Regions from separate parts of the Homo sapiens genome. Here region 1 is linked to region 2. Evidence: chromatin contacts called from ENCODE Hi-C data. All regions are on one chromosome and are shown on one strand. Each heading gives the region's core, a stretch centred on a gene start or an enhancer-like site at or near the end of the contact. The rest is flanking DNA. Distances are from core to core; before and after follow the strand shown.

The links. Hi-C counts contacts between places; a loop is a spot of excess contacts on that map. Pooled maps may share reads with other maps.
Region 1: a pooled map shows a loop between it and region 2 (2.5-fold over the local background). The contact joins two enhancer-like sites. A Hi-C loop is called at or near these places in 3 of 168 maps with a recorded cell type or tissue (Caco-2, posterior vena cava and vagina) and 6 of 50 pooled maps.

The regions. Positions count from the first base shown.
Region 1 is chr5:169,283,880-169,288,458 of GRCh38, reverse strand. All of the region lies in intron 1 of SLIT3 (slit guidance ligand 3), which reads left to right. Among named protein-coding and RNA genes, the nearest start is that of SLIT3, 15 kb to the left of the region's middle. Within about 2 kb of position 1,730, at least 5 of the 41 ENCODE cell types and tissues checked have a DNase peak (open chromatin) inside an H3K27ac peak, as active enhancers do.
Region 2 is chr5:169,159,344-169,163,627 of GRCh38, reverse strand. The region is part of intron 4 of SLIT3 (slit guidance ligand 3); the gene reads left to right. Among named protein-coding and RNA genes, the nearest start is that of MIR585, 100 kb to the left of the region's middle. Within about 2 kb of position 2,452, at least 15 of the 41 ENCODE cell types and tissues checked have a DNase peak (open chromatin) inside an H3K27ac peak, as active enhancers do.

The sequences.
Region 1 (4,579 bases), core at 481-2,980, 130 kb before region 2:
AATCATTGATGAAAGCAAGCCCCCTCATCCCTTTTAGTGGGTACAAATATGTAGAAAGCCTCCCACATCATAAAAAAATAGTACAAGTGGAATTAAAAAAAAACTCAAGGGGGAAATATTAATCTGAGAACAATTGTATCTGAGAAAGCATTCAAGTATGCCTCTGCAGCTAGCTGGCAAACAGCACAAGTTCTGCATTTTATTAGAGTTCTAACTCTGTGTAGAACACTGACCTTATTTGAGAAGCATTTCATAAACACTGACACACAGCACAGCAGCATTTGAGGCCATGAGGAGATACAGGGCCTTCTTTAGGGGGCCAGCTTCCCTTCCCCTCCTCGGCTGCAAGGGACCCCTAGGACATTGTTTCCCTGAGTGGTAATATCTTTATTTTTCTCTCTTAGGTTTAACTCAGCAGGAGGAATTTTCCTAGGGGAAAATGAGGGAGGGGGATTTGGAATAAAATTTGTACTTTGGGCAAGTTTGCCTAAGCATGGGGTAGGCGATGGGGAAGACCCTGCTCTGGGAGAAAGGGTCTAAGAACCTTCACTTGGCCAGTGGAGTTTCTTTTTGGAGATCTCACCTGGTGCCTGGAGACCTATGCTGTGGCTGTGTCAGAGGCAGGTTCTCAGGCAGCATTCACCAGGTCCTTTGGAATGCAAGACTTGTGGCTTGCAACCGCCCTGAGAAACGCGTCCACCACATCCCCTCCTGCTAGAAGCTGGCACCTCCCTTTCCATCTGCTGCCAGCGTACAAGTTCTGAATTTGTGCCACAGAACTTGGTTCTGTTCCTCCCCCTCTTGTTGGCTTCCCTAGCCAAGAGATTTTCAGGCTTTTGAGGTATCACTGGAGATCATCTGGTCTACTCCCTCCCCACTGATCTCAACCCATCTCCAAAGGGAAATGCATTAGAAAGGTCACCAGAGAGGACCTCAGCTTCCTGGTGTGGTCTGCCCTTATGAAAAGGTGCCTTCATTTCTGCCTCATCCTGTGCAAAGATCATGCAGAGCCATGGGAAGCCTCTGCCAATCTGGGAAGCTAGGGAGACAGAAGAGGGACCACATCTAGTACAAAAAAAAATAGGGAATCATGTGGAAGCAGAGGGGAGAGGCACCAGATGGGTGACTCGGGATGGCAGATCATATCCTGAGGGCTCTCAGCACCAAGCCTGCAGCTTATTTCGAGTCTAGAGAGGGAAGATCCCAGCTGAAGAAAACGGCAAGGGAAGGAACACTGGGAACCAGGACTGGAGCAGGAATCCAAAAATGGGAAGGCCAGTTGCTTCATGGGAGCTTTTAATGACTCTAGTTCCCTACCAACACCCCTCCCCTTCTAATTGCTTCATAGCACAAGATGGTAACCAATCTGCTCTGTTTACTCTGTTTAGGCATACATTTTAGTACTTTCTGAAACATTTCCCATAAGCTTCCCCCTGCCGTGTGCCCTCCTTGTACATTCTAGAAATTTTGCAAAGACCTAAGTCTCCTCTGGGTTCTTTCCTGACTGGAGCTGCATGCTGATTCAAGCCATATTCAGTCAGGAAGCTCTCTTCCCGTCTTTAAAACAAGAAACATCTTCTTCCAAGAAGACTGCACTACAGTTTTCTTTGTCTGTGTTGCTAACGAACAAAGAGGCCCCATTGCAAAACAGCATTTCACGAGCAGAGCAGGGCTGATAGCACCTCTTGCCAAATGTGACTGTGTGTAGTTGTGTGGGGGGAAAATAGCTTTGTCGAGAGGAGGGCCGAGGGAGGCGGCTCTGGGGAATTTTTAGCAACTGCAGCATGGTGTAGTGGAAAGAATGCTTGCCTGGGAATTTGGCGACCTGGCCGTACCTCTGACACACCATGTGACCTTGGACAAGTCATTTGACCTCCCTGGGCCTCAGTTTCCTGATCTTTAAAGGGGATGAGGGAAGTAGACTGGATGATCTCCAAGGATCCTTTCAGCCCTATGCATCCTCACTTCTGGGGGCTGGGATTTGGGGTTTAGACCTGAGCCAATATCCAATTCAAGAGACTTTCTAGAGGCAAGAGAGAGGCCAGGACAGCTGCTTCGGGAAGTGGCTGGTCCTTGATTAAGGCTCAAATAATTAGCTCAGCTCCACAGTAAGCCTTCTGAAATTAAGAAAAAAAAAGATGTTTAGTTTAAAAAAATAGCAGTCGGTGTTTCTTAAAACTGATTGGCTTGGGGCTTTGTAGGTTTTATTCAGAGACATAATTTTGCTTCCTCTATAGTACAGCAGTTTAGATTATTGATGCTTTGATGCTGGAGTTAGTGTGACCTGGTTTTGAATGCCATTAGTAGCTAAGTAATCTTAGGCATGGTCTTTAATAGTAACCTGCTTCCCTGGCTTACTAGGAAGATCAAATGAGGTAATACATGTCAAGCTTAGAGGACAGTGTCTGGCATTAAATAATCACTCCAAAAGCCATTATTATGGCTATATTTTGCTGCTTAACAATCCACCCCAAAACTTAGTGTTCTAAAGTGACAACCATTTTATCATGCTCAATGATTCTCTACGTCGTAGTGCAGTAGAGATGGCTTATTTCTGCTCCATACAGTCTGAGGCATCATCTGCAGAGTCTGGAATGACCAGGAGAGACTTGAATACCTGGGTGCTAGAATCCCCAGCAGGCTGTTCACTCACATGTCTGGCACCTAGGCTGGGATGACTTGAAGTCTGGGCTCAGCTGGGACTGTTGAGCAGGGTGTCTACACATGTGACCTCTATGTGGCTTGAGCTTCCTCACAACATGGTGGCCTCTGAGTAGTCTAACTTCTCACATGGTTGCTCCACACTCTGAGAAGAGGTGTGCAGCAACTCAGAACAACTCAGAAGTAGCATGGCTTTTTATGAATGGACTTAAAAGCAACATAGTACCCCTTCTGCTCTGCTCTGTGGCTCTGAACAGTACAAGCTTGCCCACATGCAAGGGTAGGGGTCATCTCTCCATGTAAGAAGTCTCAGAAGTTGCAGCTGTGTTTTAAAACCTCCACAGCTATATAGTTATGATCATCATTTTTCTGTACCATATAATCTAATCTCTTAAGTAGACAAAAAGTTCCTTGAGGACAGGAGCTGGCATTTCTCTATAGAAGCTTAGTACAATGCTTGTGAAAATAAGACAAAATCAACATATTTTCAAAAATCAAATTGAATTGGATAGGCAGCAGATTTGGTGGAAAGACCAGGAGCTTAGCGCCAAGGAGATCTGGATTCAAAAATCTGTATTCAGGCCCAGGTGCAGTGGCTCACACCTGTAATCCCAGCACTTTGGGAGGCTGAGGTGGGAGGATCAGTTGAGCCTATGAGTTTGACACCTACCTGAGCTACATAGTGAGACCCCATCTGTACAAAATATAAAGATAACAAAATTAGCTTGGCATGGTGGTACACAACTGTGGTGCTAGCTACTCAGGAGGCTGAGGTGGGAAGGATAACTTGAGCCCAGGAGGTCAATCTGCAGTGAGCCATGATTGCACCACTGCACTCTATCCTGGGTGACAGAGTGTGACCCTGTCTCCAAGAAAAAAAAAATCTGTGTTCAAAATGTGCCCTTTGAAAAATTACTTGTCTTTCTCATAAAAAAAAGACATAAAGACAATAATACTTATCTCAAGGATTGTTGTAAGAACTAAGGATAGTAAATGCAAAATGCCTAACACACATTCAATGCTCTAACTAAATTACAGATATTGTGAGGTAGTGTAGCATTGTGGCAAGCACCTGGATACTCCACTCAGACAAACCTGGTTTCAAATTCCATCACTTCTCATTGTGTGAATGTAGATAAGTCCCTTCATCTCTTTGGGTCTCAGGATCCTCATCTGTAAAATGGGTACTATAGTAACTGTCTTGTAGGGTTATTGTGAAGATGAGGAATGCTTCTGTCTCAGACCCTGACACATAGTAGGGACTTAAAATGGTACCTATATTAGCCACAGTTAACAATTTGTGTTCTTTTGTTTGTATATTGATTTGTCCATGAATTTATGCACTGAACAATGACTCATGCAATGCTAATAACTCACAATGGCTTCATTTTTCAAGTTTCTGCATGGTAGTGTCTGCTGATGCCTAGATCTGGGAAGATACCCTCATGGGATAGAGAACTAGCCCTTTGGAAAGGAGCTCAGGGTCCCAGGTAAGCTGCCCGGGACAGTACACTATTTTGACACATCCACAGCTGAGTTTTAATTGTCCCTGTTGGCTTTTGACCCTAGAGATCCCCTGGCTTCCTCCAGTTATAATCGTTTTGCTCAGAGGTTCACATTTTCTTTCCTCACCGGATAGATCCTGTCCCTTGCTGCTGTGCAGCCGTGGGCAAACATGTTAGCTCTTACCTTGTGTCTGTTTTTTGTCAGTGCCTTTTTTTTACAGCATTGTTTTATTGGCTGAAATTCAGCAAACTATACCAGCCTTGTCTTTGTGGTGTCAAGCCAGGTCACGGGGGTTCACTTTCCCGGGTAGTTCCTGGGACCTGAAGCTCTCTTAGGAACCATTGACTACGAGCTTCTCCTTTTCTTCCCTAAGACCTCCCAGGAGCCCCAACCTTACCTTTTCTGTTTTTTA
Region 2 (4,284 bases), core at 1,203-3,702:
ATCAGAAATTAAACATTTTTCAGTCATTTTTTTCACACATATAAGTTGCATTTTGGTTGTTCCTCTAGAGAGACACTAGGGAAAAGGGAGCCGCTATGATGTCCACAGCCCTCATTCCAAACACCCATTGATTAAACAGAGCCTGGCTCAGAAAGCCTGTGTCGGGATTAAGGTACTCATGTATCTTAAGTGCAACTTGGATTTCCCAGTTCAACCTGGGCTTCATGCATTGGAGTCTGCACGTTCAAAGTGAAAGTCATGTAAATCAGATGAATTTGACTATCAGCCTGGCACACCTTTTCATTTCCTTTTTTTTCCTCGCACGGTGGCCTGGGCTGGAATGCAATGGCACAATCTTGGCTCACTGCAACCTCCGCCTCCCAGGTTCAAGCGATTCTCCTGCCTCAGCCTCCTGAGTAGCTGGGATTACAGGCACACACCACCATGCCCAGCTAATTTTTGTATTTTTAGTAGAGGCGGGGTTTCACTATGTTGGCCGGGCTGGTCTCGAACACCTGACCTCATGATCCACCCACCTCGACCTCCCAAAGTGCTGGGATTACAAGCGTGAGCCACCGTGCCCAGCCCCTTTTTTAATGATCATCAGAGCCATTTTCTTCTCCCTCCTGTCTGTTATTGAGATATTTACTCTGTGTTGGAATCAGGTTCAAGTTCCCCATTCTCTGCAGGTCTTTCTCCCTTAGAGCTATCTCCCTACTCCTACCTTACCTTCCTATTATGATTTGGCAGTGAATCCTGTATCACCTGGCTGACAGATCTTAATGATGACCCTGGCCATTTAGCAACTAAGCCTCCTACCATGTGCCAGGCATCATACAAGGTCATTGCCCTAACTTCATTTTATCCTTACAGCAGCCTGAAAAGGTAAGGGGAGCCAGGCCCAGTGAGATTAAGTGACTTCATTAAAGTCCCACTCATAACAATCGGGGTCAGGAATGGTGTGAGCTCTGTTTGACCCCAAACCTCTGAACACGGATGCTTTGACTCATGGTGTGGTCAGTGCTGTTGGATAACTTTGCGCACATGCTTGTCTGGTTTTGATAATTAGGGAATATGCTTTGCAGGGCAGGAAGCTCACATTTCTTTGTGTCCCCATGGCATCTGGCACAGCACTTTTCACTCCAAAGACCTGCATGACTGTGTGTTGCTTGAGAGGTCTGAGCAGCTCATGTTCACTTTGTGCTGATAACCTGGAGACAGGAAGGAAAGGAACTTCTTCTCCTGCTGTAAGGGCAACATGGCGATACACAGCACATCTCAAACTCTGTGCATCCCAGTCTCCTGGAGGACTTGTTAAAACAAATCGCTGAACCTACCCACCAGTTTCTGAGCCAGTGGTTCTGCATGGGGCTGGATAATTTGCACATCTACCAAGATCCCAGCTGGTCTTGGACCCCACTTTGAGGATGACTGTCATACTGGGAAGTACAACCCAAATTCGAATCCCATCTCTGTGGCTTACTAACCACGGGCAAGTTTCTAGAACTCTCAAGGATCCAGTAGCACCCTCTGTAATGAAAGCATAATAACATCAACAAGTTGTTGTGAAAATTAACTGAATATCCCATATATACATAGTATTTCTTTAGCAAATACAGATACAGCACTTTATATGTGCTAAACACGTGTTGGCACCCTTTACAAACATGAACTTAATTCTCATAACAAGGCTAGGTAGTAGTCCCTCTGTTTTCTTCCTTGTACAGAGAAGGATACTGAAGCCCAGAGATGGTCTATGACTTGCCCAGGGTCACCCAGCTAGTAAGTGTGCAGAGCTGGGCTATAATCCAGACAGCCTGGCTCCTGAGGCCCCACCCTCAGCTACCACAGTGGACAGTACCTGGCCTGTCTCTTCCCCATTCCCAGGTTACACTAAGAATGGGCCCTACAAAAGGGCAGAGATTATTTTTCTAGTTCATAGGCAGATTAACCATACATGAAAAAAAAAAAAAAAAGACTGTTTTATGACCACAGCTTTGAAACCACATGGTTGGCCTCCCTTCTGATATCAGTATGGTCAGCCGGGAGTGACTGTTTCTCTTTAAACATCTCTGGCACCGAGGTTTATCATTGCTCAAGAGGACGGTGCTTTAAAGAGGCCTTCAGGCTGAAGGAGTGGAGGCGGCAGGATGCGGGTCAGTAATAAAAGTGAAGAGAGATTTGCAGCTCCCCCATGGAGGGCCTCAGGAGTCTAGCCAGTGGGCGGGTACAGAGGCTCGGCCCAAGGAAGGGGCAGTGATGGACAGGGTGGGAGGGGAGCAAATAGTTTCAGCATGGCAGAGTAACTGAAGCTGAGAGGGCAGGCAGTGGGAGAATTCCAGCTATGTCATGGGAAATGGCTATGGCCAGGGCTCTGAATTAGCGGCCGACCACAAATCCCCTGGGACCCTGCCAGGGGTCAGGAGACTGGGGCACCGCTGGGATGCCAAATGGTATGCCATATTTCATTGTCAGAGGAGGAGGAGGCGATTTTAACTGTTATCCCTAGATGTGAGTGCTGGCACTGCCAGGAGCTGAGAGCTGGGTGGGGACGTATGTAGGAGTGAGAGAGAAGCTAGAAAAATCCGCTTTTCATTCCAAGGAACAACATAGAGGAAAGACCAAGCCATGCCGCTGGGGATTCGCATGATCTCAAAGCTTTTTTGGCCACCATCTCTGAAGGCTTTCTGCCCTTTTTTCTTTTCTCTGCAAGGTGAGACATCAAAGTCTCCCATTGCCATGTTAGAGAGCTAAAAGGGAAATGCTGACCTGGATCCCTCAAAGTGTAGGTGGATGGAACAATGGGGCTTCTGGGAGAATGGGCTTCACGTGGTTGGCCTGTTTGACATCTTTGGCTTGGAGCTGAGCAATGAAATGTGGAAAAAAATCAGCTTTGAAAGTAAACGAGCTCAGTGCCCAGCCCACGCTGGGGATGCTGGGAGGGATAGGGTTGTATCACTTGATTCATTCCTCCAGCTTATCTCAAGTCCTGGCACCATGAGGCCTTTATAAATGTTTGTTGAGTGAATGAGGGGACTGATTGATTAATTGCTTAATTATGTCCAAACGGATGATAAATTCAAAAAGAATCTTGGCTAACTCTTTAGAAATGCTTGATGAATTAAAGGTTTTTCTGAACTCATCATCGCCCCCTGTGACTGTGAAAGGAAGCCTTTCACCCAGGCTAAGAGGAATGGACACGTCTCTTTTTTCTTAGGTATTTCACTGGATTTCATTTACACTGTAAATAAAGGTTAATAGCCTAGGCCTTAAAGTTAGACAAGTGAGGTTCACACTGGGCAGGTGAGATGTGTGCCCTTAGGCAAGTCACTTAACTTCTCTGAGCAGTAATTTTCTCATTATAAAAGGAAGATAATAGTAGTGTCTTCCTCCTCAGACCATTAAAATAATCTCTCTGAATGGCATGGCACAGTGATAGACATGTAATAGCCTTCAGTAAGTACAACTCTTTGGGATCAGTGAGGATTAAGTTCAACTAAAGGAACATAAAACCCCTTAGTAATGGCTTAAACAAGGTAGAGATTTGTTTTTCTTTATGAATCTACAATTAGGAAATCTATAGTTGGTATGGTAGTTCTGCTCTACCAAGTGCTCAGAGACCCAGGTTGATTTGGCTTTGTTCTATTATCCCTATGTTGTGGCCTTATCCCAGTAGTCTAAGTTGGAGTGGCAGCCATTATATACATTTTCTAAGAGGCAGAATGAAGGAAAAACAAAAAATGGGAAAGGGCATGTGCTGGTTGCATTTTAAGGGAAGTAGCCATGTAGCACTTTTGCTTATATCACGTTAGCGTATAGTTGGGTCATGCTTTTTTTTGTTTGTTTGTTTAAGAGACGGAGTCTTGCTCTGTCACCCAGGCTGGAGTGCAGTGGTGCAATCTGGGCTCACTGCAAGCTCTGCCTCCCAGGTTCACGCCATTCTTCTGCCTCAGCCTCCCGAGTAGCTGGGCCTACAGGTGCCTGCCACCACGCCCAACTAATTTTTGTGTATTTTTAGTAGAGACGGGGTTTCACCATGTTAGCCAGGGTGGTCTCGATGTGCTGACCTTGTGATCCGCCCACCTCAGCCTCCCAAAGTGCTGGGATTACAGGCGTGAGCTACCGCGCCTGGCCTGGGTCATGCTTTTTAAAAAAATCTACCAGTCTCTGTTTTTTGCTGCTGTTGTTGTTTTGTTTTTTTGAGATGGAGTTTCGCTCTTGTTGCCCAAGCTGGAGTGCAATGGCACGATCTCAGCTCACTGCAATCTCTACCTCCCGGGTTCA